Regions from separate parts of the Mus musculus genome. Here regions 1, 3, 4, 5, 6 and 7 are each linked to region 2. The links are chromatin loops, found by intact Hi-C in ENCODE. Cell type or tissue: left cerebral cortex. All regions are shown on one strand.

What was found. Peaks named below come from ENCODE experiments on the same cell type or tissue, not always from the same donor. Only the 100,000 strongest peaks of a DNase experiment are listed, where the experiment ranks them.
Region 1: it touches region 2 in a loop (4-fold over the local background); 8 of 42 quality-filtered maps call a loop at or near these places.
Region 3: it touches region 2 in a loop (4-fold over the local background); 10 of 42 quality-filtered maps call a loop at or near these places.
Region 4: a loop joins it to region 2, with 5 times the contacts of the local background. A loop is called at or near these places in 8 of 42 quality-filtered maps.
Region 5: it touches region 2 in a loop (6-fold over the local background); 17 of 42 quality-filtered maps call a loop at or near these places.
Region 6: it touches region 2 in a loop (6-fold over the local background); 11 of 42 quality-filtered maps call a loop at or near these places.
Region 7: it touches region 2 in a loop (6-fold over the local background); 7 of 42 quality-filtered maps call a loop at or near these places.

What each region holds. Positions count from the first base shown.
Region 1 is chr1:165,130,710-165,134,709 of GRCm38, forward strand. No RefSeq gene overlaps it. Among named protein-coding and RNA genes, the nearest start is that of Tbx19, 28 kb to the right of the region's middle. In left cerebral cortex, CTCF peaks have their summits at 1,140 (motif pointing left) and 1,982; a DNase peak (open chromatin) is centred at 1,952; H3K27ac peaks cover 286 bases.
Region 2 is chr1:164,453,964-164,457,963 of GRCm38, forward strand. It overlaps Atp1b1 (ATPase, Na+/K+ transporting, beta 1 polypeptide), which reads right to left. Exons shown (of 6, transcript NM_009721.6): 1 at 3,798-4,000. The coding sequence starts at 3,894. Among named protein-coding and RNA genes, the nearest start is that of Atp1b1, 2.4 kb to the right of the region's middle. In left cerebral cortex, a CTCF peak has its summit at 1,755; DNase peaks (open chromatin) are centred at 372, 960, 1,351, 1,849 and 5 more places; H3K4me3 peaks cover 4,000 bases; H3K27ac peaks cover 4,000 bases.
Region 3 is chr1:165,118,970-165,122,969 of GRCm38, forward strand. No RefSeq gene overlaps it. Among named protein-coding and RNA genes, the nearest start is that of 4930568G15Rik, 29 kb to the left of the region's middle. In left cerebral cortex, a CTCF peak has its summit at 1,584 (motif pointing left); DNase peaks (open chromatin) are centred at 583, 1,058 and 1,566; H3K4me3 peaks cover 357 bases; H3K27ac peaks cover 827 bases.
Region 4 is chr1:164,573,458-164,577,457 of GRCm38, forward strand. No RefSeq gene overlaps it. Among named protein-coding and RNA genes, the nearest start is that of Gm26685, 72 kb to the left of the region's middle. In left cerebral cortex, no CTCF peak of the experiment used is centred here; DNase peaks (open chromatin) are centred at 2,320 and 3,945; H3K27ac peaks cover 786 bases.
Region 5 is chr1:164,903,283-164,907,282 of GRCm38, forward strand. No RefSeq gene overlaps it. Among named protein-coding and RNA genes, the nearest start is that of Gm32652, 5.6 kb to the left of the region's middle. In left cerebral cortex, a CTCF peak has its summit at 1,962 (motif pointing left); DNase peaks (open chromatin) are centred at 350, 537 and 1,935.
Region 6 is chr1:164,679,907-164,683,906 of GRCm38, forward strand. No RefSeq gene overlaps it. Among named protein-coding and RNA genes, the nearest start is that of Dpt, 110 kb to the right of the region's middle. In left cerebral cortex, no CTCF peak of the experiment used is centred here; DNase peaks (open chromatin) are centred at 1,936, 2,763 and 3,603; H3K27ac peaks cover 2,771 bases.
Region 7 is chr1:165,033,772-165,037,771 of GRCm38, forward strand. The region is part of intron 5 of Gm51669 (a long non-coding RNA gene); the gene reads right to left. Among named protein-coding and RNA genes, the nearest start is that of Gm51669, 25 kb to the right of the region's middle. In left cerebral cortex, a CTCF peak has its summit at 2,159 (motif pointing left); DNase peaks (open chromatin) are centred at 2,114, 2,617, 3,030 and 3,532; H3K27ac peaks cover 1,098 bases.

The DNA of each region.
Region 1 (4,000 bases), 680 kb after region 2:
AGGCCCTAAAGCCAACAAAGGAGTGTCATCCAGAGTGTATGAAGAAAAAATTTGGGGGCCTAGAAAAATGAGAAACTTTTCAGAAAAGAGAGAGCTCTGATCATAATAAAACTAAAACAAAATACTCACTCTCAGGTAATGTGAAAATTAAAACAACTGAATAAAACCTTACATAATTCAAAATTGGAAAAAATTAAGAGCCATGTTACGTCATGGACCCAAAATTAGTTACTACTGGGGTTGTGACCAGGTGCAATCAATTTAGGAAACATTGTAACAACAGGTATAGGGGTTAAGGGGCACACACTGAAGGCCGGCTTCTACCCTGAAGTCTCCAGCCTGTGGACACTCACAGGCATTCGCAGCAGACAGCGCAAGGATATTCGCTTCCAGCAGCCATTTGTAACAGAAAACAAGTGGAGCTCAACTCTTTCCAGATGGGTAAAGATAAATATGCTAAGGTTTATCCACAGAACGGAAAGCTTCCTAAAGAAGAATTCTAAAATAATTAAAATTGTGAGGAACAAACACCCTGTCCCACTCCTAACAATTAGCAAAGGAGACTCCAAGTAGTAAGAGCAACCTTGCAAGGTCAGGTGCCATCCACGGTGATCAGTCACATGAATGTGGTGAGCTCAGGAGGGGACAACCTTTCACGTCATCTGCCACTTATATGTATGTGGGTGTATTTTGGCTCTTTATGACCTGTTTAGTTTAAATCTGTTTAAGAGTGTTAAAACACTGCACAGGACATGGGACAAGTTGGGCTGCTGAGATTTTTTTTTTACTATGATTAAATATTAGCTTATTAGGTGAGGGCAGCTAGAGTCCTTAGCAAGGAACAATGTTTTATGCTCAATGTATTTGGACCTAGGCTGACTTAAGCCATTCTTATTTTGAAAATTGACACTCATTTTTTATTTTTTATTTTTTTACAAAATGATAGTTATATTGAGGTCTATAAACATGTATGCTATTTTAAAGTATCCGTTGAAGGAGCTGGAGACATGGCTTAGTACTTAGAAGGTCCTCACATAGAGGACCAGAGTTTGGCTGCCAGCATCTGTATCCAGTATCTCACAACCACCTGTAACTCCAGCTCCAGAGAATATGATGCCCTCTTCTGGCATCCATGGGCATCTCCCTACATCTACAACCCACACATGACAACTTCACATATATGCACCATTGAATTGATTTTTTAAAAAATTAAAGAGGAGGAAGAGAGGAGGAGAGAACTGGAAATGACCAAAGATTTTTGTCATCCTTCCAAAATAATGAGTTCTCCTTTCATAGCTTCATTGATGTTGGACATACACAAACACACAGAAACACACACACACACACACACACACACACACACACACACAAGCTTGCCTACTTTCTGGGCCAGAAGCAAAGGACTTCCTTGTCAGCCTAGGCAGCTCATAGCCCATATTCTCATTAGTTCTCCTGCCTTCAAAATCCCATAAGGGTGTTGCAGAGCGTACCAGGTAAATGCTATATCCGCAGTGGGTTTATGTCACAGCTGAGGGGCCTCTTAATCACGCACGCATGTGCATGGGTGCACTCGTGTATAGTGTGTGTGTGTGTGTGTGTGTGTGTGTGTGTGTGTGTATGCGCGCCCGTGTGTGTCAACGTTCAGCATAAAGCCCAGCACCCTTTTGGAAGGCCAGGCCTTACTGGATAAGCTCCAGTGCTGTAACTTGCATGACTCAGCAAATCTAAATTTTGATCCGTTATGCGACATCTCATCCTTTGTGGGTCATGCTGTAAGCCTGGGGTTTTACAGCTTGACAAAAAGACATTCTTAAGGACACAGGTAAATGTTCCTAGGGCTCAGGGTGCAAACAAGGGTTTGGGGGTGCTTCCAATAAAACTGAGATAAACATACAGGGTTGACTGCAATACAACAGCTGCAGTGGCTGAGTCTGTCTCCTTCCAAAAACAAGTGTGTTGAGCAATAGCCCCACCTACAGACGGCTTCTGGAACTGCAGCAGTAAGAACATGGCTTCTGGTAGCTTTCTACTCCTTTTCCTCTCCTCTACTTTTCTGGTTTGTTTTCTTTTGGTTTTCCAGACAGGGTTTCTCTGTGTAGCCCTGACTCCTAGAACTCGCTCTGTAAACCAGGCTGGCCTCGAACTCACAGAAATCCTCCTGCCTCTGCCTCCTGTGTGCTGGGACTAAAGGTGTGCTCCACCACCTCTAGAAAGACAAGTATTATCTTGTTCACCACCACCCTGGAGGCTGGCTCACCAAACAGTGACCTCACGTGGCACTGGCCTCCCCATCCAAAGTCTCATCAGGACAAATGCAAAGCTTTTCTCCCACTTAAACCCTTTAAAGTTCTTAAAGCGCTCTGAATGTTTTGCCGGCAATACAGTTTTTGCTAAGTGACAAGAGTACATTTTTATAATCTATCCCAAGATCAATCACCTCTTTTCTACTTATAATTAATATTTGCAAGCTTCACTAAGCAGGCTCTGAGATCACATTTCCATTAATAATCTAAATTATAAAGAATTCAAATCCCATAGTCTACGGTTCCAGGAAATTCAGTTTTTTACCAGAACCTGCCCCAAAGGGATTCTAGGAGACAGTTTTTTCCTGCCATGTAAGTCCTTCCTGGAACCAGCCATCTGCCACCAGGTCCCTTATATCTGCAACCCCTGAGGCTCTGCTCAGACGGCCATCTCTCTGCTTCCTCTAACAAGTGTATTCCCAGGAGCCGGCCCTTTGCTTTATTAGAGTATCCCTAGAGACCCGAGTTGACATGGTGAGAAGCTAAGGGAAGTACCTCCAGAGTCATGTGACCGCCCCTGCTTGGGTCCCCTCCCAATACAGCAATGACACCGAGTTGTGTGCAGGGATGTGTAACTGTCATCAGAGACCTGAGTCTAGCTTCCTAGTAGCTGTATGGCTTCAGGAAGCCCAGCTTTCTGAATCTCCCTCCTCATCTGTACAATGGAGAGTGAGCTGGCAGCTTCTAGGCCACAAAAGAACTTACACACCAATATTCAAAAAGCGGCATCAGACCAGATGCTCACTAACCAAGTAAACGATAGTATGAACACAGTGCAAGTTTATAGGACCGAATATCGTCTGCACAGAAAGGAACAGGCATGCTGCAGTGCCCTGCATCAATGAACTGGGATGCTGGTGTGTCCTGCATCAGGGGATGCTGGTGTGTCCTATATCAATGAACATGCATGTTGGTGTGTCCAGCATCAATGAACCTCTAAGGTTATACACTGAGTAAAAGAAGCTACCCAGGAAAGTCACCAAAGTCACATGAATTCGTGTCCATGAAGCATCCAGGATGGGGAAGTCTATAGAGGAAGTACACTCATAGCTGCCTGGGGCTGGGAGTTGTAGAGAAACCGGAAGGGAGCAGGGATGACAACCAATACAAGTAAGTTATCTTTATAGGCTGATGAAGATGGCTTATAATTAAATGGTGCTTGTTCAACTCTGTAAATATGCTTTAAAAACCTATAAACTGAAGCCAGCAAGAGGGCTGGGTAAGTGAAGGTGCTTGGTGGCAAGTCTACTGATCCCCACCACCACATACATACATACATACATACATACATACATATAAATAAACATAATTTAAAAATTAAATATCACTAACTTAAACGCTTTAAATTCGTAACGTTTCTGCTTTGCAAATTAGAAATTAATAGAGCCATTTAAAATGCTAAGTACCTTTCAAACGTATTTAGTTTGATAATGCATGCAAAGTACTTAACACAGTAGTGTCACAGAGTAAGTGCTCGATAAACATTAGCAATTCAACTCAGTAGTCCAACGTCAAGACATTTCAGAGAGTCGTTCTTCCTCCCCCCACCCCCTGAAACAATGGTACCTCAATCTCTGGGCTCAACAACTAAAACCTAATCTTGTAAGCCTTATTTAAATCCTACTCCTCCAATGGTGAATCCTTGTGGATCCGCCATGATACCGGGAAACTCTAGCAGCTACATCTTACCCCTCTGC
Region 2 (4,000 bases):
AAATACAGGTGGAGCTCTCTTTAACAAGTCACTGTCTACAAAGCACTATCTTTTTCTTCAAGGACACAGGGCGGCAACTGGAACCAATCAAACATACAAAGGAAACCCTATGGTACAAATGGCCGCCATTTTTACCTTATCATCTGACCAGCAGAGTAAGGACTGCTTGTGTAAGCTACATTTTTCTTTTCTTCACAGAAGAAGAAACAAGAAGAAGTTAACAGAAGGCAGGCTGAAATAGCTACAAATAAACTTTAAAAATAAAAAAGCAAGCAAGCAAGCAAGCAAGCAAAAAACACCCTGAACCACCGTGAAGCCGGTAGACTGGAATAAGGCTATCAGTTACTGGTATACAAGGATTAGCTCCCTGATTAGCAGCCTAGTAACAGGCTGTACTAGGCACTAGGCATTGCCTGGCTGTCCTGAGCCAGTCAAACAACACATCTAGAAGGGAAAAGTGGAAGCAATAGATCTGTAAGGTTATCAGAAACATGATTGCGGGGGGGGGGGGGGGGGGGGGGCGCACAGGTTCCTCCTAAAGGGTTTCTGAAAAAACGCTACAGGGTGAAGGGACTATTGAAAAGGCGTATGTGTACATGCTGGTAGGGGGCCAGGAGTGGAGTGGGCACACAAGCTGTGGAAATGAGCCACACAGCCTTCTCCATACATGGAAAAACACCAACTTTCCCCTCAGGAATCCATACTTCAAGACAGCAGTGTTCTGGAGCTATTGAAACGAACCAGAACACACATAAAATCCCACACAAAACGCTGAACCTCATCCCTTGTCTCCCCTACATAAAGATGAAAGCAAAGATGAGAAGAGAGGAGGCTGCATCTTCTAGAACCACAGCCCCCATTCTGTCCCTTCCTCCTGGCAGGGCAAGGGTTAAGTGCTGCGTTTGGTATCCAGGCAGCGGTAGGCTAATGGCAAGCCTGTGACGTCAAGGGATCTGGAAAATTTTTTCCGGCGAAGAGGTACAGAGTTGGTATAACCCAGTCGGTGAGCGAGAGAGCCCCTGGAGAGCCTGGCTTCTCGGCTGCTGTCCTGTCCTGTTGCCCTTCCAGTGCCACCCTGGGTGCTCTCAGCCACATTTGCCTCAACAACTACAACCCTTCTGCTCATATCCTGGACTCCTAAGAAGGCACAGGACTGAGGCTACTGTTTAAAAGACAAATTGATGGAAAAATTAGTCATTTTACAAGCGCAATGATTAAGCTCAAGAACATATACACCCTTTCCACTCTGAGCACAGAATACCAAAGCTGGGTGAGGGATTGTGTTGCTGCCGCACAGGACTTGGTAAACCTGTCACTGCAGTAAAGTCATTTGGTTAGACAGAGCGCAGCACGCATATCTAGTGAGCTCGGGCAATGTTCTCCCCAAGACCAAGGCTACCAGTGGCACGGAGAAACACATACAAAGACTAGGTTAGTGCCACCAACCAGCTGGGTGACATGATGTTGGAGGCTGGGTTATCGGCTTTGAAGGCATTTTGTATTCTTTAAAACAAATTTTCTTTTCCTTCTATAATTAAAGAACAAGGAGCACGAGGAATTTTGCCTATATATATATATATATATATAAATGGAATATAAGGCGAAATAAATATATATATATATATTCTTTAAGATGCCAAAAATAGGGTTTTAAAAAGTGACCTGGAAAACCAATGGCAAATATAAAAACCTACCAACACATGGATAAACTTAATGAAAAGGTAGAAAGCACAAAGTGATTTTTGTAAGTTGTGATCTCTCCAGCAGGTGACAGGCTCGAGCCTCCTGCCGTCCATCTTGGTGAAAAATCTACCTATAAGCAAAACGGAGCCAAGGGCATCGTGCCCTGGTCCCAAGGGCATCCATGTTGGGCCCAGAGCTGGAAAGGGGGCATCTCTCTCTCTATGACATAGGAACTTCTCTGTCATTTCTTACATTGTGAAAGGGGCACAGATAGGATTGCACAAAACACAAACTGGGTTTCGAGCTCAGCACCCACAAAATGGAAGATGAGTTGCGGCAGCTGCTTCCTAAGTCCGTGGGTATCACTACCTTGCTGGATGTGACCCTCAAGACCACACAGGCTCATTCTCTCTCCCTGTCTGATACAGAAGGGCTGTCCCATTAAATGTCGCTTTAAAGAACAAGCTGTTCCATACTGCCTTCCTTACCCTCTAAAGCAAATATTATTCAAAGAAGGAGTGTGAGATTGGAATGAGGAAAAGAAAGATGTTTTAAGAAGTGGAAAAACACTAGAGGGCAAATTTCACAAGGTCCCTGGCGTCAGTGCCACCCCCTTGGTCCTGTGATGCTGCTGCAGGGGCCAGACCACCAGGGAAAGCAGCCCTAGCCAACGTGGGAGGAGGGGCCAATTCCGCAGTGCACCTCCTAGGCCTCCTAGCTGAGTTACAAAGAGTTGCTAGGAAATAGCCCAGGCTGGTCATCCTTTACAAACCTCACATCTCTTCAGGTCTCTCCTTCCACGTTACAGAAACACGGGTATGCTACGGGCATACTCCCATGGAAGGACAGTCTCCACAAATAAAATGGAATATAAGGCGAAATAAAAAGCCATCCATTTAAGACTCCATTTTCCCATGGCTCAGGGATGCCTATGCTCCCTGGTAATACCGTGGAATGAATGAGGCGTCACCTTCATAACCTTGAAGAATGATGCATTATTAACCCTTTATTTTTGAGAGGCTCCCTAACTGCATTTTTTTTTTCTTTAGGAGGAAAAAAAATCATACATCCCAGCTTCTTCCTTTTCAAAATGTCAGCCAAGCGCTCTTTTCCCTGACTCATTCTCCAGTCTATTTCCATAGACCCTCCCCACACAGGAACGCAGCATCGCATCGTTAGTTTTCAGGGTTCCCTTAGTTCCTGCAATGCTGCTGCTATAGGGGTGGGAGGGGGAAGGAGGCGAGAGAGAAGGTAGAGGAGCTGGTGGTGATGGTGATACTGGAGAAGGAGGGGGGCAGTGATGCAGCAGAGGGGAGTTCCCTCCCTCCCTTCCGCAGTCACGACTCATGGATTTGTCTACAACTATGCCCTTCAAAATGACCTTAAAAAAAAAAACCTAGTACCTTTCCAGTGTAAGGAGGTAAAAAACAAACACGGTATGTAATTTTCAATGGGGTATGAGGGGGAGTCCAGCCAAGGAAGCAACAGGCTGCATGAAATGCTCTAATATAACCTGTTTCTTCGTTTGTATCATGAAGAGCTTAAAAACACCATGTCTAGCCAAGGCTTAAAAAACGAGCCATGAATGGAGCTCACTGGGCCATTTCTGGGCTGTGATGACTGCAATGTGTGAGGACTGCAGTGTGGATGCATTTCTTCTCCCCGTTCCTATCCATTCTAGATACATTTCTAGACTGGAAGAATGATGCTATCTATCGCAGCATCGTCTGCATTAGAACAGGTACGCTCGTGAGTTCTGCTCACGGCCCCAAATCTCGTTTTTCTAAGGTCTTGGGAGATGGAAAGGGAGGGTACATACATAGGCTCCTGGAACCTGACCGAATTTCCCAGGAGGAAAGGCTTAGGAAACGAAGATCCCTACCATACCCAAAACCCTAGCTCCAGCTCCCCACCCGAGGCGCATCCTGGGGACCCCCCACATTTGTCACTGGATGCCAAGCCCAGGGCCGCACGCTCCTAGCAGCTCCTACCACCCACTCCCTAACACCCTGGTCAGCCCCGCGGGCGCCGAACTGTCCGCAGTGCTCGCGTACAGACGCGCCTCCTAAGAAAAGCCAAGGCGCCGACGGCAGAGCCGCGGAGCGCGTACTTACACCAACTACCACCGGTCCTGCCCAAAAACTCCTTCTTCTCCGAGTTCCAGATGAATTTCTTCCAGCTGCCTTCCTCCTTGGCTTTTCCGCGGGCCATGGTGTCTGCTCAGCAGTGGCGGCCGAGGCCGAGGGAGGGCGAGTGCGGCGCGCGCCCTGGGCGTCCTCGCGGCGGCTGCTCGGTGTCCCCGCGGCCCGGCTCTGTC
Region 3 (4,000 bases), 670 kb after region 2:
ACTTATCTTGCCAAGGCTTTGTCTTTCTTGACAAGTGTACACCCAGCGCCTAATTGGATTAAATTGCAACAATGTAAGCCATCCAAGAAACTCGCAGCCTTCCTAACCAGAAAGCCTTCCTGCTGCTCCCGGGCAGTGTGTCTTTCTTGACTTCTTGAAGTCTCTCACGCCACCCCACCCTCACCCTAAGCATCATGGAAGAAGCAGCGGGCGCTTCCTGCGATGTCTGCACCAGAGAGAGGAGTCTGAGATAGATTTGCATGGGCTGGGGGCTGTGCTGACCCAGAACGAGAAGCTAAATTCTCTCATCCCAACAGCCTGGATGCGGAGAAGGTAAGGGAGACGGGAGGACTCAGAACACAGATACTGTCACCCCACTTCACAAGGACACCCCGAAAGCTGTCCACACAGAGCCATACAGAGGGAAAAACGGGGCTCCAGCACTTTCCTGCCCTTAGGAGAGGGAGAATGGGAGAGAGAAGAAGCATCTGCCAGCAGCTGCCCTGCTTCCTGTCCATGGCAAAAGGCCTTTTGTGTTGGTTCCTTGGAGCCTCTGAATCCTGTGACTAAGCCAGCCATCAAGCAAGCTGAAGCACTGGTCTTCAGCAAGAACACTTCTGTGAGGTGACAGCTTTAACCGGCATGGCCTGGCTTCTTAAAAGACTTTGACACCAGGGTTTTGGTTTGTGTTTGTTTTTTAATCTTGCTGGAATAGCAGCTTATACAGGGAGGAAGCAGGGATGGTGGGGGCGGGGCGAGGGGGGGAGGTAAGGATGATATGGGATGGGAATGAATAGGGTGGAGCTCCCAACTTCTAAGGACTTGGTGGTCTGTGCCGCTTTGTCTCTGGACGCCGACCCCAGATTTCCAGAGCCTTAGCAGACTTGTACTTCCTGTGTCCCAATCCTTTCTTCTCCCTCTGGGAGGCAGCCGTGCAACAGGGCTATTATGTATGGCGTTTGCATCCGTTCAACCCACCACCTCCCCAAGGAGCAGAGGGGCCCCAGAACCTCTCATCCTGGATTAGAATACTGCTCCACCCCCTCGTCCTGACACCTGCCTGGGATTCACTTAGTCTCGGCAAGAACTCCCAAATTCCAAATTCCAAAGCCGAGTCTTCATGTTCTTCCCTGCCAAGAAGGCAGAGAGGGGCTCTGAAAGCCACACCCTGGGCTTCTGGCATGTCTTTCCTATACTGAATTGTCAGCAGTAAAGCACCTGGTCCATTACTGAATTAACAGTCTCCCCAAAGATGCTTCATACAGAAGTGGTGGTTTGCTTTGGGGATCTGTTTATTGGTTTTTTGGTTTTTTTTTTGTTTGTTTGTTTGTTTGTTTTGTTTTTAACCTAACCTAAACCAGAACACAGTTCTCATCCAGGCTGTACCAGTTAACTCCACAACCTTAAAGCTGCGAGCCTTATATGGATGGTGATTTCTCTAAAAAGGAAAATTATGCTGCATCACTTTTCTTTCTATCTTTTTTTTTTTTTTTTTTTTTTTTTTTTTTTTTAAGTTCTGCAGCAGGAGGCCTTTACGCAATGCGGGATGTTGGCGAGCCGGGCTTTTGCTGCCCCCTCGTGGCGGCGAGTGTGTATCGGTTTAGAGGCTGCAACTGCGGTAGCTTAGCGGGCAATGCGGTGGGCATAGATGATTTTGTGCAGAGTTCTGAGGAACATGGTTGGCTCTGGTTCAAGGGTGAGAATTACACATTTACAGCTGGGTCTAATGCCTTCCCAGCTACCCATCACCAGGGCAGGCCAGGTTCAGCAGATCTTAGAGGATCCTACCTAGATCACGTAAACCTAGTACCCGCTTCCTCACAGGGCGCCCTCCCTGACCACTACGTCGGGGAGGAAGAGGCACGGAACAGATAGTGTGCTTTTTCTCAGGCCCTACAGTCTCCCGCGGAAAGCAAACGGCTCCAAAACCTAAGCTGTAGAGGGAGAGAAAGAGGTCTCCACTCGAGCCCTGACATGCACACCGCGAAGACTCCGTGCCCGACTTTTCCCCGTCGAGGGCCTGGAGAGAACCCCCTCAACCACCTAAAAGCAAACACGAATAAGAAATTGGTGATGGTGATGACGATGACGATGACGATGATGATGATTTCGCTGAAAATTAGTCCGAGGATTACTGGCTGTCCTCTGTGACACAGAGCCCCAGCTTAGGGACATTCGCACAAGACCTCCCCCAGACTTTTAATAACCAAGCTATGAACTTCCATTCCTCAGAAGGATAGGGGGCAGGACGTTGGATCAATTTGGTTTACCACGAACCGGGAGTTAATGAATAAACCGATTCCCTTTTTTGAGAAAGTAATTTTTGGCCCGGACTGCTCTTGGAACTTCCCTGTGGCCTGTGCTTCTGTTAATGTGTAAGAAGATACTGAGTTGGGCTTCTCATATTCGCTGTGGTATATGCTGTTACAGTTTAATAAAGTACCATGTGGTAGAATTTCATTCAAAAATTTTTTCCACAGATTTATCCCAGGGAATCTAAGAGTCAAGTCCTGGAGAAAGTCTTGTTTAGGTTGACCACACACAGAGAGGGGATGTGAGGTGTCCACTTAAATGGCACCCAAAAATATCAAAGCTTAGTGTCTGGAGGAGATAGATGTGGATGGTGGGATGGCTCAGTGGGTAAATGCAAGTCTGATGATCTGAGTTCAATTCCCAGAACCCTCCTAAAAATGGGAGGAAGGAACTGACTTCACAGATTTGTAGATGGTGGTAGATGTTCTACTGAGTACAACCACAGAAGAAACATGTCTGCAAGCAACACTCAGCCCTGGACCAGCACAGAGAAAAGGGAGGACCCACGTTGACTGGAACCCTGGAAATTGTGTCACAGGAGAGACTCTGAGGACGCTGAATGCCCTGGCTTCATTTCTGGTGCTGTGACAAAAGCAGACTGACAGAGAGCAGTTCAGCTGGGAAAGGGTTTCTTTCTGTTCAAACTCCCAGTCACATCACAGTCACAACCAACAACTGAGAAAAAGAAATGTGTGCATGATCCCTCGCTAGGCGCAGCATGATTTAGCCACTCTTCGGTCAAGGTTGGCTTGGGTATGTGTATTTGGCAGGAGAGTATGTTCCCTGGAGAACAAAGGCTCCCGGAGGCCACTGTACCCCGGGTAGCTGGAGTTGCAGGCAGGTGTGAGCCAACCTGGTATGGATGCTGGGATCTAAACTCCACTCCTTTGTTGTTAACCACTGGGCAATCTTCCCAGCCCCAAGAGCTCCACTCGGAAACAGTTTAGGGCTCCTGCCTAAGACATGGTGCCGCCCACAGTGAGCTGAGAGTTCCACATCAATTAAGTTACATAAGACAGGTCCCTCACAGATACACCACTGGCCAAGCCATGGTAAATAACCTCCCGTTGACATACTCTTCCCAGTTGATTATAGGTTGTCGAAATGGCAGAGCTAACTACGACACCCAGCAAAGAAGAATGAAGACTCGTGGGAAACTGAAGACATGTGCTCACCATGTAGAAGGTTATCGTGCAATAATTGCTTTGGCTTTGCTTGAGACAGGGTAACCCAAGCTAACTTTGAACTCACTAGGTAGCCAAAGGTAACCTTGAACTTCTGATCCTCCTCCCTCCACAAACATGTGCCCCTACTGAAGGGTTTCTGTAATGGCTGGAGAGAGAAGCCAGGGTGCGCTAGGCAAGCACCCTACCAACTGAGCTATGTCCCCAGCCCTGGATAGGAATAACTCTGAAGCAATTAGAAGAAAAACTCAAGATAAAACAAACTTACCTAATTTTATTTAGCTAAGGAAGGCTTCGTGAGAGCGGCTGTACTGACTATCAGAAGTCTAGAGCGCTCTGCTGCCACAGTCTTGGCAGCTGGCCTCGACAGGCAGGGCACAGACACAAGACAGAAAAAAACACATTTGACTGATTAAAGTGGAAAAAGCCAACTTAGAAGTGGGGGGGGGCTTTTTTTAGCCTTTTTATTTATTGGTGTGTGTGTATGTACGTGTATATAATGT
Region 4 (4,000 bases), 120 kb after region 2:
ACACACTCGAATTTCCTAGGTCTATCTTACCTGGATTTCCTGGATTATGTAAGTAACACAATCCTATGGGATAGGTAATTCAGAGATTGATATAAAGCTGACTAAGTATTCACCCCTGTAGGGCTTCTCCATGATTGTCACTCATAAGTATTCATGAGCTTGGAGACCCTGGAGAAAATGTGCTATATGAGAGAGGCATAGAACTGAGAAAATGCTGTACAGCTACAACATTAAAGCATAGAGTTTGTCTTTCAAAGTTCAGCGATTTTTAACTTTTTTCTCAGCTAAGCATCTTTAGCTAATTATCTTTGCGATTTCTTTGGTTGTCTGCATTCGCTCTCTGCAGCTCATTCATTTCCTGTTTCGCTCCGCATCTTGTTGTTTACCTGGTTTTGCCTCCTCTGGGTGGGGCTCTTCCATTAACTGTCAAAGCATAGAAATGTCCCCTGCCTTGTGGAGGTTACAAGCTAGGGTTTCAATATCACCACTGGTATTTGTGATAAGGGGAAGGACCTAAATTGACCACCACAGATTTCAGCCACAAGATTTCTTTAATACCAGGTTTTAACTAAGTAGATTAGGAGCAAGTTGAAGGGATCACTAAAGAATTAAATGATCGATGAAACAAATATAGGGGCATTGTTTTCTGTAATTAGTTCAATAATGGAAACAGAATAAGTGTTATGATCATTATAACCAAATTTCAAGATGATTATATACTAAAAGAATAAAAATGAAAAGCAAAGTAGATTTCCTTTAATTTTTCTTAGACGCAGGCGGACAAAATGGTCTGTAAGTGTAAGAAAAAAGATGCATGATGCTTTTGGAAGGAAGAAAAATGAATAAGCAATTATGAAGAACATAAGGTATTTGATTGTTCTAATAGATGAAGGAAGGAAGGTGGAGAAGAAACACTCAAGGCCCCCCACCCCTGTGTGTGTGTGTGTGTGTGTGTGAGAGAGAGAGAGAGAGAGAGAGATAGCACTTTATATCTAAGCAACCTTGTAACCAATATCATCAATGAGAAGTGGTTTGGGAGATTAGGAAATTATAAGGCTCCTATCCTTAAGTCAGTCATTTGAAAAAGAGTTCTAAATACCCAATTTGGATGCATACAGCCAAGCAGAAATGGTCAAAGGGAGTCAGGACAGAATCTTTGCAGCATAGGCCTCAGCCTGCTCAGAATGCTCAATGTTATCTGCATAAAACTTGCAGGATAGACCCCAGGAGAGCAGCAGCACTAGCTGGATGTTTGCTAAAAATTAATATTTTTACTATAGTCTTCCCAGTACTAGGGTCTCTGTTCCCATGGTTGCATTCCTAGTGGAAGTCAGGACGATAAACATAAGTTACAAGATGAGTGAGGAGGAAGGACTGGGAAGCGGGGTGGCGGTGGGGGGGGGTGGCGCTGGGTAGCACACCTGCATCATAGAAGAGAAGCCACTTAAAATCAAGTGTTTATAAAACACTACCCATTCAAAGTCAAGCCAAAACAAGTGAAAACAAAAAATACATCTGGCTGCTGGACTGGGAGTTGGTTTGCCCAGGCTTACCTTAAGCCTTTTGCAGAATCTCCACCCTGTAAGACAATCTAGTCCTAGCAGGAATGGACTGGGTTTGCTGTGGACTCATGGATGGGTGACTATGCCAGGTTCTCTGAGAAACTGTGATAGGAGGTGTTGGGTGTTGGGGTGATTTTTAATGGACTCTCTCTGGTTCTCTGCCCACAGTGGCTTCTGCTGACTTCCTTTCTGCTAAAGGCTGCTCCGAACTTAGGATGGCCCTGTTCCGTGTGTCCTTTAACCTCAGAGTTTGTGTTGGAAGTGGTGGTACCATTCGGTGGAGAGTGGGTGTTTGCTTTTGTTCAGCTCAAGTCTGTTGAGCATGACCAAATTCTAAGTCACTTGCTAAGAGATCCAAATCTCTCTCTCTCTCTGTGTGTGGCTGTCTGTCTCTTTGTGTGTTTGTGTGTGTGCGCGCGTGTGCAAGTGGGAGAGAGAGAGAGAGAGAGAGAGAGAGAGAGAGAGGCTTTTTTCAAATAAACCATTTTTCAGAACAGATAGCCCCCTTTCCTCCTAGACAATGCAGAGGCTCATGAAAACACCCTTCTGCATCCAATTATCATCCTGGGCAATTTAAGTCCACTTTTTCTATACCACTAGCATTCTCTCCAGCCTCACACTGACTCTGGCTCTGCTGGCTAGCCACTCAATCATATACCTGCTGTGTGTAGATCTGTGCTTAGTCATCAAAGGTGGGTGTTTGTGTATAAGAGGAAAACAAAAGAGTCTAGCGAAACAGGACATGCATTCAAAGAGCTGCCAGGGACCTAGGACAGTACAGGACAAAATGTTGGCTTGTGAGGACAAGGCCCTGGGTGCTTTAGGTGGAGAGAAGAGATGAGGCAAAAGGGTTTGAGATCACAGAAGACCCTGTGGCAGACCCTGTGGCACTTCCTTTAAAACTATGGATTGAACCTAACACCTTAAGCTTGCCAGGCAGGTGCACTGGCACTGAGCTACATGCTGTTCCCATGGCTTCACACTGCATAATTCTCATTTGATTTGTGGATTATGTTGCCTTTATTATTATTTTTAAATAATTAACACTTAGGCTCTTTTCTTTCTAGGCCCACGCTTTTACTTTTCCTGGGATAATTTAATTCTTTTTTCTACTTTCATATAATACTGGCTTCTGGGGGCGTGGCTCAGGAGGAGAGCATTTGTCAGGCATGCTCAAAGACCCGAATTCCATTCCCATCATTGTAATAATGGCAATAATGCTATGCCCTAAACTTTTCTGTATATCATTATTTTCATATAACATATTCAATACAGCCTACCCAGTATTTTATCACATAGATTTACCATTTTCTAACTAAAGCCATAGTGTGTGTGTGTGTGTGTGTGTGTGTGTGTGTGAAATCTGACATTTGTTTGTGTCATCCCTCGTCCTTACTCAAGCCCTTGCCAGTTGAGTTCCCACCCGTCCCAATATCCTCTGTTCTGTTTCTATATCACAGGAGTCTTATCATTCGCCCTTCTTCTTCTTCTTCTTCTTCTTTTCCTATCTCTCATGTTTCCTTTTATAGTTTCATGGCTTATACATACATGCATAACTGTGTCTGCCTATGAGAGGACATACGATATTTTTCTTTACTAATGTAATTTCCAGATTCCTTCATTTCCCTTGAAATTTCGTAATTTTATGTTTTTTTGTTTTGTTTTGTTTTGTTTTATAGCTGAATAAAATCCCATTCTGTCTACGCCCCGATCTTTCATTATCCGTTCATCTGTTCATGAGCATCTAGGCTGGTTCCATTTCCTTGCTGTGTGAATAGAGAAGCAGTAAACAATGTTGTGGGATCTCTGTGGAAGGCTATGAGGTCTTTTATGTGACCCTTGAGGAGTGGGACAGCAGGGTCGGACAAGAGCTCCATTTTAAACGTTTTTGAGAACCGCCATGGTGATTTCCATAATGGCTACGCCAGTTGCCCCTTGTCCCAGCAGTGAATAAGGTTCACCCTTTCCCCAGACACTTGATGTCCTTTATTTTCTTGATAATAGCCACTTGGACTGGGGTGAGACAGAATCTCAAAGCGGTTTTAATTTGCATTTCCCTGAAGTCCAGCCAGACTTAAATAGCTAGTGCTGGGTTTCAGATACAGCAATGGAGGTTTTACTCTGTTCATTTTCGAGGACTTAAAGGATTGAAAGACACTGTCTCTCTAACGACTGATGCTGAAGCTTAGGTTAAAGACACCACACAAGTGGGACATGTATTGTAAGAGGGGTGAGACGTGCAATCAATGTCTGTCCACGGCCAGATAGAGAGTGTCACGAATCCTTTCTCTAGCAGGCTGCTTTCAGAAGGCAAGAGAACCCAGTTGAACACTCTGGATTATTTTGAAAGCCTAGGCAAACAGCACATTTGAGAACCGAATCGGCCTCCGTTTGTTCAAGGGATGGTGGGTGGCTTCAGCTGCCTAGGAAACAGGCTT
Region 5 (4,000 bases), 450 kb after region 2:
GCCCGTACCCGGGGCTGCCCACATTCGCTTCTGTGCTTTGGAGGATGAGAGTTAGATTATCTGACACAGTTATCATGTATGTACACCTTGTGCCCTCCATCCCCCATCTCTAGGTTTCTTTCTTTGCTTCCTGAGATTTGGGTGAGTTTTTTATTCTTCTTTCATCACAGAAAAGTGGTGAAGCAAACTCCCAGGCTCACAACTCACCCGCTACCTCAGTGTTGACTCTCAGATCAATTGATCCCCACACAGAGGCACGCGGCTGGAAAAGAAAGTAATGTGTGGGAACTTACAGCCATTTGAAGTCCAAGATGAATTTTAAGCATCTTGAAACTGTAATCTATGTCAAAGAGAAAGCAGGCTATATAATTAAAGGAAAGGGGAAAATAGCCCGCATCCACACCACTGTGTTTACTACATAATGGGCATTCCAGGAAAAAAGGAAACCAAGAGTCATCTGAGAACAGATACCACATCTTGCACTCCCATGATTCTAGAATAGATACTTCTATTTTTTTCCTTTCTATCTGTTCTTTATTTAACTTTTCTCATTTTTAGTTGAAAAAAAATGATCACTTGGAATGAAGACCGCCTTCCTCAGCCTTCTGTGAAGCTGAGTCTAGCAAGAAGACTACACTTGGAGATTGCATGTGCGACTTCTGAAAAATGCCCTTGGGGATAGAAAATGAAAACCCTGGGTTCCAAGGATTTCTCAGCAGCCTTGGTCTGAATGACCCCTAATTTATACTGCTAGGGAAAAAAACAGAAAACTCAACTCTCAGTTTGAGTCACTAGTACTCTGGACTTACACATAAACCTATCCCTCAATGATAGACCTCTTCAGTATCTAGGGGGAAAACACGTTCAGTCATTCAACACTTGAAGTTATGATAACACAATCAACTAAGCAATTATTCAGACATATTGTCTTTTTCATATTTTTGGAAGGTCAGGTGGTTCTGATTCTCAAACATATGCCCACACATATGTAAGAACAGACATTATTCATACTAGTATGGTTAGCAAGGCAGAATGAGGAACACACACACAGAGTGGTGTCTATATAGATGAGTAAGGTTTAGGCAGTGCAGAATATACCTATCCAAGGAACAAGTTCAAGAATTGTCATTGATTGCTGAAGGATGGATCACTGCATCCTTTGGGATCAACTTGCTAAGAATACACATCACAATTTTAAAATGATTCCTCTTTGTTATACAGTATTTTTTCAGAGATCTGCTCTAATGAAATCGTGTGGGGCAAAGAGTGATACTCAAAACTTTCATTGAAGGACTAGGTAGGGAGATAGTTTCTGCATTTAAGGATTCACTCAATACACACATCTGTCAGAAGTGTGGGACTGGCAGCTAGCTGGCATCCTCCTTCCCCAGGAGTTGGCTTTCATGAAGAAAGAAATAAGAGGATGGGAACAGTATTGAAAAGAGAAGATGGCAGGCTGGGGGCTGGTGAGATGGCTCAGTGGGTAAGAGCACCCGACTGCTCTTCCGAAGGTCCGAAGTTCAAATCCCAGCAACCACATGGTGGCTCACAACCATCTGTAATGATCGACTCCCTCTTCTGGAGTGTCTGAAGACAGCTCAGTGTACTTATATACAATAAAAATAAATAAATCTTTAAAAAAAAAAGAAGAAGAAGATGGCAGGCAGCAAGGCACCTGCCTCCAACCCAGACCATAGTGCAGTCTTCCTACAACAGAGAGAGAATTACCTAGAGTCCAAAGGATTTAGTCCCTATAATAAGGTAGTGTTGCCCAGTGCTCGGGGATGGAAGAAAGGCAGTGTAGAGAAGTCTTCATCTGGAGAATGAAGCTCAGTTTGGTTTAACACTGCTGGATGGAGATATGCATTGGCAACCCTGAGATCTGCAGCTAAGAGAAGATGAAGAGGCCCTGTAGGGAGACAAGCCACAGTGGTGGGCCACAGTTGCAGTGGCAGTGAGCAGGTGCTGCCCCCAAGTGGTTCTGCAGACAGCGGGCATGCTTACAGGGCCAGAAACCTCAACAGGTCACTCCAAAACTGGCTTGGACTTCCTGGTATATAAGTCAAAAGGGATGTGCTGCTAAGGCATATGCAGATGGGGCAAGCCAACTAAATGTTTTGTAACAGATGCTCTAACCTAGGTGCACGATGGGGGTGCGGGGTGGGGGGCTGCTCTGTGAATCACGATTGGCCTCATAATCTGTGCGTCAATTTCCTTCCCTAGTCTCCTCAGCATTCTCCTGTGCCATCATTTCTCACATTTCCAGGGCACAAGTGTCCCTTTGAGTGTAATCAAAAGGTGGTACGTTGTGAGGTTCACGAGGCAGAAGGACCGCAGGCTGCTGTTGCTCTCACAGGAGAATCTACTCACGTGTATGCGTGTCAGTGCAGGACTGCCGTGGGCTTTGACCAGAAGCTCGCAGGTCCAGCAGTCCGCTGTGCTCAGCTAGAGAGGAAGTTTCTGCAGTATTTGTGTATCTTAATTTAAGCTCTTCCTGACCATTGCTCCCGTCATTGTTTATTGTTTGAGAATCTCATACGTGTTTTCTGGTCAAATCCACACTGCCTCCCCTTCTTTCCAGTTCCTCCTCAGTCCCTCAGTTCTGTTCTGTCTCAGCTCCGCACGCTCTTTTCTTAAGCCCACTAAGTCCTCAGTGATACACGGATGTGCACGCGTGTGGATGGAACATGTGTTGCCCCTCTGGGGCTGCATCCCTAAAGAAAACTGTCTCTCCCCCGACTTCCCCCAGCAGCCACTTAGCCAATAGCTCCTCAGTAAGGCTAGGTAGGGTGAGAGACCTCAAGAATTCCTGCCAATGCATGCCAGGAGTTCAGCCATCTTGGTCTTGGCAGGTCTTCTGCATGCAGCCACAATTGATATGAGTTCTTGCTCTCAATGGCACTATCATGTCCTACAACTACTGTTTTGCTACAGGTGTCCATTACCTCTGGTTCTTATCATCTTTATACACACACACCCTTGTGACGTAGCTATTAAATTTGGAGATGAATACTCCATAGTCTCTGTATTTATTCCCTGTGGGTTGACAAGTTCTCCGTATAGTCAACATGTACTGAATAAAGAGTTTCTGAGAGGCTCTATGACCATACCGTTAAGAACTTAGGGAGCAGTTTATTATTATGTCTACTTCAGAGAATAGTATGGGAGGCCAATACAGCTATTGCATAAACGCCCCATCTCTGTGTGAATTCATGACTTAAAACATAAATGCATGGAGTCTGATTTTGTAACCAGAGGCAGACAACACTGGCTAATGTTTATGCACCTGAGCCACCGTGATTCAAATGCCGTGTGTGTTTATGTGTAATGAAATATTAAACAAGGCCCCATGAAATCTTCCTTATCCCAGTTTCTTCTTCATATGTAAAATGGATTGATAAATGCACCTATTTCACAGGACTGTCACATAGATCAAATCAATGATATATGTGAGTGTATGTCTGTCTGTAACATATATGTGTGTATAAATAAAACCACAAATAAACAAATGTAAGGTGCCAGAATTGAATATTACAAAGTTAAAATATGACATTAGATACAAGAAAGAAAAATACATATGCATCCTAATCTTAGCTATCTTGTGTAAGTATATCAATATCTTGGGATATATATATATATATCCAACACAACATCTTCAGCAATACATTTTCTCACTAAGTAATGAGTTTCCAGACAATCTCATTTTCTTTAGTACATTCTTTTGTAATTTTCTAATTATCTACAATGAGCTTAAAAGTGCTAGTATACAGAAAGCAAAAATGTAATGTTCTAAAATGGCTTACAGGAAGTCACATAAGTATAAAATTCAATACCGGGATGCATTCACAAATCCAAAGCCTCCTGAAAAGAAACCCACCCAACCAACTCTGTTTCCTCATCATGGAGATTGTACCGTCTCCATAAAATACTTTCCCCAGCAAGCGAAGAGCAAGTAAATATTGTTCCAGGTCTAAGAATGACAAAGCCCCAACTCAGGGAA
Region 6 (4,000 bases), 230 kb after region 2:
ATCTTTTTGGACACATCTCTATGTCTCCATGTCTGTATCTATGTCTTAAAGCTGCTTATCACGCATTTTAAATGATTTAGATGTGAGCACTACTTTTCTTAAAGTCATTCTCATCTAAGTGATTTTACTCACTCAGTATTCCAAGTCACATTATTTTTCATCCATTCACTTTTAGTCTCTCTAGGTTTTTATATTTAAAACATGCATTTTATAAAGAGTGTAGTGTATGCTTCTTCCATCCCTTGTGATACATTTTATTTTTTAATTCACGTATTAATCTATGCACATTTAGTGTAACGGGTACAATTTCTCATCTTAATACATGCATTTTTCTATTTTAAATGCTTATTTGCTTATTTTTATTATTCCTTGTTTTTTTGTTAATAAACATCTTTATTATTTGTAACTTTCCTTCATTATTCACTTTTAAATATTCTTTCAGTGGTTACCATAGAGACTTACAATATGGTCTTATGACTAAGAGAAATTTGGAGTATTAGCAGCTTTTTGAAAATTCAACGACCTTAGAATATGCTATCATGATAGAACATGCAGCCTTTCTTCTTTCCTGCCACTGATATCATAACTGCAGTTGTACAAATACTTTAAATTCTCCATGTTTGTGATACATGCCTGTCTGTCACATTTCCCAACATACCTCTACTATACCCTCCTTGTCATCCAGTTCTGACATCCCTCTTCCTAAGTATCTTAGACTTCAACTTGTCAAGGAAACTCCTCTGTGGCCACAGATGGTGCTGTGCCCACATTATCTGCTGGACCATTGCTGTGTTGCACTGGCCTCTTTAGGTCCTCACCTCCTCACTGACCACTCTAAATACTAAGATATCCAGAGGCCTGAAACTGGAGATTATTTATATTTTAATGTCTTCTTATTGAATTCAATGCCTGACACTTTGCAAGCACATGTTTAATGGGTAAGTGACACGACAAAGGTTACACCCCCCACCCCTGTCCATTGAATACCCTCTGTGGTATTTTCTAAGTTCTTCTTTGGATCAGTCAAGCATTGACTGAATCTTAGGTCTCTTAGTAATGAGGGGAGCACCTGTGTCACTCTCATTGTACAGATGAATACATTAATGTTCAGAGATTTTATGTTTCTCAAAATCATAAAGCCAGAAAATGGCAAGGCTGAGGTACAGCGTCTAGGCTGACTCTGGAACACAAAGGCTTACCACAAATGCACAGACTAATGGACTTCTTAACATCTGTTGGACCCATTTCCTTCCCACTTTCCATCAATTACCATCTAGAGTTGAACACTGATGACAATGTCATTCCCAGTAGAAGACTTTCTGGATGATGGTCACCCACAGTAAATGCTTATAAATAATCTAGAAAGTAAGTGAAGATACAATTGTTATCATACATAGATCTAGCAAACAAGTACCTGAGTTATTAATATTCCTGAGGTAGGATGAGATTGGAATGGGCTAGATACTCGAACAATATGAAATTCAAATTCTCCTAAAGATCTAGGTGTGAATTAGACTCTTGGAAACAGATTTGAGCTGTTGCAGGCTATTTGTATAGATGGCTTTAAGTATATTCGTTGTGCCTGCTCATTGAACACAATCATGCATATTCTATAGGCACAAGAAAATGCCAGTGTGTTAAGCATGGTGGCCTCCCTTTTCTAAAAAGATAATAAGGATCAAAGCATTATGCACAAGTTCACTGTGACCTGAGGGAGTTAAAGAATCTTCTAGGAGAGATTGACTTCTGAAGAGCGTGCCAAGTAGCACCCCAGAGGCTGCTGAACACCAGGGCACCATTTCCTTCCTCTCAGAAGCCTCTTCTGTGCTGTGCCAAAACTCACATCACTGTAGAATGCGGACGTGACATGCCCGATCCTGAGAGGCAGACACTGTTCTAGGGTAACCTTTTGGAGGCAGCTTCATCTTGCTGCCTGGGAACATGTTTCTTGGCTGTTGCCAAGAACATGGGGAGGAAGTAGGAGGAGCTGTTGGATACCACACGTTGTCTTCATAGTATATTACTTCAATGTCCAATTCTTTTCAGTTTCAGCAGCAGCCTGCCTGGAGTTTCACATTTCAGGTAGTGACTGATGGGACAGGTGGGACTTGCTGCTTCTGGTAAGGAGAGAGGGGTTTATATACTATAGCTGCTATGCAAATTTGCTATGCAAATCTAAAATGCCATTATATCATACATTACATATACTATGATGGGAATAGTAAACGTTGAGTTGCAAAGAAATCATGCATAGCAGCAGGAACAAAACCTAAGATGAAATCGGTTGTGAAAATTGGCTCCCTTAATTTAATTGGAGTTAAGAGAATTTAGAGACCTTGCCTTAACCTAGGGAAATGGGAATGAAAATAGGTTTAGGAGATTAAAGGGAAGGCATTTGGGGATTTATTTAGTAGAAAGAATTAACTCATGGTGTTGTCTACGGTTTGTACAACAGAATGTATTTTCCAAAACACACTAATTCTGCCAGCTAATGTGATCTGAATACCCTGTTTGTACAAGTGAAGAAGTTAGGTATCTAAGCACGGGTCCGTTGTCTATTACCTCTTGTCTAGGAAAGACAGTGTGGGCGAGAAACTGAGACCCGCTCTTCTGGTTCCAAATCCTATTAATGTTTTTCCTGGAATATAGAGTCATTGTTGAAAGTCCTCAGTGTATTTGAATAGGATATGACTATTACGTCATTTCTAGCATGCTGCCTAACTTTAGACCAAAGCACTGGGAACAGAATGACATTCGTGTGGGCTTGAGGGTTTTGTACTGGGCTTGGCACTCTTGTATGGAGGAAGTCATACAAAACTATAACTAGTACCCTGACCTGTACACTGACCACAGGATCCAATATTTCCTATCACTCAGCCTTCCTCTTTCCCCCCTTGGGAGTAGAACAGATTTTGTCAACAAATGTGGTTTGGGCACCGTGCTGGGCACATGGGGAATAGAATAGAGATTTATTGCAAAGCTCTAGATCCCAGGAGCCTGCAAGTGAGACTAATAAATGCCCATGTAGGAAATCTGTGGTGCCAGTTCTCTTAGAAGGGGTGTTTCCAAGAAAGAACAGACCTAAGAAGAGAAACTGCAACAAGCCGGGGACCCTGCCAATGGGCATCAACGAGGAGCTAAGTAGACTGAAGAGGGCAGACACTTATCTCCAAGTGAAGGAACAACATTGGCCAAAGCTTATCAGACACTGGAGCAAGAGAAAAAATGGATTGTTTGACCTCTCTCTTATTAAACATGTGTACAAGTACGTGTGTGTGTGTGTGTGTGTGTGTGTGTGTGTGTGTGCCTGTCTGTCTGTCTGTCTGTCTGTCTATCTGTCTGTCTATCTGTCTGTCTGTCTGTGCATATGCATGTGGAAGCTGGAGGACAACCTTCATGGTAGTTCCTCAGTTAATTCGAATTTGTTTTGTGAGGCAAAGACTCTCATTGGCCTTGAGTTCACCAAACAGGTCAGGCTGGCTTGTTGGCAAGTACTAACAGGCATCTGCCTGTCTCTGCCTCCCCACTAGCACTGGGATTAGAAGCGTAAGCCACCCTGTCAGGCTTCCCCCTCTTTCTTTCATGTGAGTTCTAGGGAAGGAAACTCAGGTACTTAGTCTTGGTTGGTAGATAAGCACATTACTGTCACCCCAGCCCCTAAACAGTTCTTTCACTGGAAGGATTCCTTAAAAAAACCAGACAACTCAAAAGCAGGAACAATGGGAAGAGGTTTTTATCTTTGATGATCCTCCTGCAAATGCTACCTACCCTTGCTCGATATGCCCTTACTGTTGACAAGGATGCTTTTGGAGAGGTGGACCACTCATACTTAGTATATGTGATTCTGAGGGAAGAGAAAGTTGTGGGCAGATAGAAAAGAAGGGTGCAGAGGCGGTAGGTTTCTATCAAACATATTGCCCCATGGGAAGAAGCAGTCCCCAAGATACATGCTCTCCCTGGTCTTTGGAGTCTGGATTCTGTCATTGACCTTCCTCTGGGA
Region 7 (4,000 bases), 580 kb after region 2:
CCTGCATTTGCATATTTGAGCTGAAAGGAAAACAGACTCTGACAGTTGTTCTTAGTACACAATGAACTTGATAGGTAACCATGTTGACTTCCATGTCCTCCTCAACATCTGGCCCTACACAGCAGGTACTCTTGACAGCTAATGATCGCTGATAACAGTAATGACCAGATCTTTTAGGTAAAGGTGCAAAGTTATACACACACACACACACACACACACACACACACACACACACACACTCACACACACCACCATCATCAGCACCACCACCATCACCATCGCCACCACCACCACCATCACCACCATCACCACCACTACCACCACCACCATCACCACCATCACCACCACCACCACCATCACCATCACTACCACCACCACCATCACCACCACTACCACCACCACCATCACCACCACTACCACCACCACCATCACCATCACCACCACTACCACCACCACCATCACCACCACCAGTTCCTTCATCACTACCACCCATGAGCCATGATGCCTTTCCACTCTATTAAACTTTTTTCAGTGCTTCCAGGAGCAAAAGACAAGGTCACTCTGTCTCTCCACTAGAACTTAGCTGACTGAACTTGTCCTCAAAGCTAGAAGATGTGAACTTCAGTAGGAGACATTCAGGGCTGGCTCACCAGCTACATAAAGAGCACACACATGAGCGCACACACACACATATTACTGCACAATGTGCATCAGCTTCGGCTCCCATGGTTTCCTCAGTGGGCTGGGTCACTGTGAGCATCAACACTGACCATGGGACTAGAAGTGCAGAATTCCCATGATTCTTCTCCCTGCCTTATATATTTTCTCTTCCAAACAATTCACTCTTAATAATCCCTTGTGTGTGCACACTCTACCCCATACACACACACACACACACACACACACACACACACCAGTAATTAATCACAATCAACTGTGGAGCACTGATAAGTGATCTGCCTGAAGCCAAGTGACCTTACCAGCTCCATCACTTCTACTTCAGTGGACACTTCCCCTCACATGGAATTGTTTGGTGACATTCATGGAGCAAAGGGCATCTTTTAATTTGTCCTGAAAGTGAACCTAATATAAGGTGTTTCCCATATCCAACATCTCTCAAATGAAGCCCCATTCTTCTGGGCAAGAAGGGTCTTCCAGGATCTTACCATCCTTGCATCTCCCATCAGGGGACATATCTCACTCAACATGGCACATCAAATCCCAAGTCTCTCACCTTTCTATATGGCCTATGATAAGTATATCATGTTTTTGTTCTGTGTGTGTGATATGTACATCTATGTGTGTATGTGTGTGTTTTATGTATGTCCAGGTGTGTGTGTGTGTCTGTGTGTCTGTGTGTCTGTGTGTCTGTGTGTGTCTGTGCCTGTGTGTGTCTGTGTGTCTGTGTCTGTGTCTGTGTCTGTGTCTGTGTCTGTGTCTGTGTCTGTGTCTGTGTCTGTGTCTGTGTCTGTGTCTGTGTCTGTGTCTGTGTCTGTGTCTGTGTGTGTTTAAGCCAGACATTGGTGCTAAGTATCCTCCTTGATTACTCTCTACCTTATACACTGAGACAAAGTTTCTCACTTGAACCCAGAACTCAACAATTCAACTAGTTTAGTTAGAATTTTTACTCCAGGAATCCTCTTTCTCTGCCTCCCAAGCATCACTGAGGTAGGTAGGTCTCCACACACACACACCCAGTGTTTACATGGATGCTAAGAATCCAAATTCCTCCCATTCTCATCTTTATTCAGCAAGCGCTTTACCTCTGGGCCAGCTCCCAGTTCCCTGTGGCAGTAAACTTACCATACTGAGAGGCCACGTGGCTCTCCTGCATCACAGTCTAAAGCCTAGAAAGGTACAGAAGGTGTCTTTAGCTGAGGACTAATTACCTTTTAGAAACACAGTCACTGTGAGAAGGTCATAGGAAGGGACCACGCCTATCCAAGCTCATCAGTAGCCCAAGCCCAGGTAGGGCCTCTGAGTGTGTTCAGGCCCTAGGATGCTTACATCTGGCCAACAGTTATGAGCAGAGAATTTTTGTCCTGTTCTTCTTGAGTACCTAAAGCCTGCCAAGTCCTTAGAGTGGTTGTGTCCATCCCCTGCTCAGTCTGAAGGCAAGCTGCAGGCAGCCATCTGTTCCAGGAGAAAGAGTGCCACCTGCTGTCTCTGAACCCTCTCTGCCTGAAGCAGATAGATAGATAGATAGATAGATAGATAGATAGATAGATAGATAGATAGATAGATTCAACGCTTACTAGTTGAAAGTTGTAACCTCTCACTTGTTTGCTTTTTTCTTTCTTTCTACTTTATTTTGAGAAAAGGCCCAGTGAACTGCTGGTTCACCTTCAAACTCACGATCCATTTCATGCTGGCTTGGCTAACAGGCATACCCTATGACACCTCTCCACCCCCACTCCCACCCACCCCCAGATAAGGACTTTATTTCCAATCACGTCTAATAAACAGATGAGATGTAGAGTAAATGGTTTTGCAGCCAGTTCGGGTCCCTGGTGTTTCTGGGTGGTCATTTTTTTGAAACAAAAGAAAGCAGATCCAGTTGTGGTCTCTACTTGTCCTTGCTGTTACCCCACCGCTGATAAAGGACCTCGAGAGCAGAGGTGCAACTGATTAGGTTTGGACAGGAAACACATACACACAATGCCTCGATTTCTACCAGAAGAGGCGTCACAGCCCGCAGAGCCTCATGGGACCACTGTAACTCACACTCAATGTCTGTAAGGTGGGAATAATAAAAAGGATTTACTTATGGAAAATCCTCATGTCATTGAGGATTAAATTTCACATGTCATAAGGAAGCTATCTGCTGAACACAACAGCCACTCTTTCTAGAAGCCTCACCTCTACCACAGATCTGTGCTCCTTCCTCACTTGGCCCTCAGTGTTGTAACAGAGCCTACATTTACTGGGAATGGTGATTTAATTAGTTAGGGAAGTGATTTCATAAAGCAAGCTGTTGATGGCAACAGAAGAGAACAGAAAGGAAAAAAGCCCTCAAGGAAATCGACAGGTGCTCAGCTAAAACGCAGGAGTAATGATTTGGAGAAGGAGCCAGGGACTGAGTGCCAGTGGGGGCAGGTTTCCTTTCAAAGCCTGGGAGGCAAGGGAGAATCTCATTATTTCATTTCGGTAGGAAATGGTCATGAGGCAGAACATGGGCTCTGTGTTCTGCTCACAGGTCTTATCCATGCAGCTTTGTCCATGGACATTGGGCCAATTTCCTCTTTGAAAAAGGAAGGCAGAGTTACTGTCCTAGAAGGGTACCAGCTCCAACCCACCCTCCCAGGCTCTTTGCAAGCTCTGCCTGCCAAAGGATGCTTGTCATGTGTACTTTTCCAACCTGCACAGAGCCAGCAAGTGGCTGAGACTTCCTGTGCGGGTCCTAGGTTGGCAATGTGAAGGTGACAGCTCACCCCAAGCCCCAGGGCAGAAAGAGGCCACGGGAGAAGGCACTTCTGCCACAGAACGTGTACCTCCCTTCAGGGTTCATCTTATCTTCTGATGACGAGCAAGCAAAGGCAACTAGTCTCTCTGTGGGTGTAGTTGTCACGCACACTTGGCAGGGAGGGGGATTTAGGAGAATGTTCACTCTCATGCCCAGGCCACCCTGTACACTGGAGCACCAGAACTTTCTTTGCTAGACATCAAGGACATCTGTTAGCTAGGCAGTGAGCAGGGGGTCTAGCAGGTAAGCCATCTGGACACACTCAGAAGGGGTGAGTCTGTTTTCTCATCAACTACATGGCTTCATTGCCCACTAACACCCTAAATAAGCAAAGATAGTCATTGAGCAGAATGCTGATGCCAACTAGGATAGCAACGTGTATGAAGCAATGAAGCTTGCAGGTGCTTTTAAGGGGGACTCTCAGCTCTCACAGCGTCAGTCTACAATATCGTCCTGTTTTGCCAGAATCAAACAACGGTGAAATGACTTCATGACAAGGCACGGGCAGACATTGACATTCTTCAGCATGAAACAGAG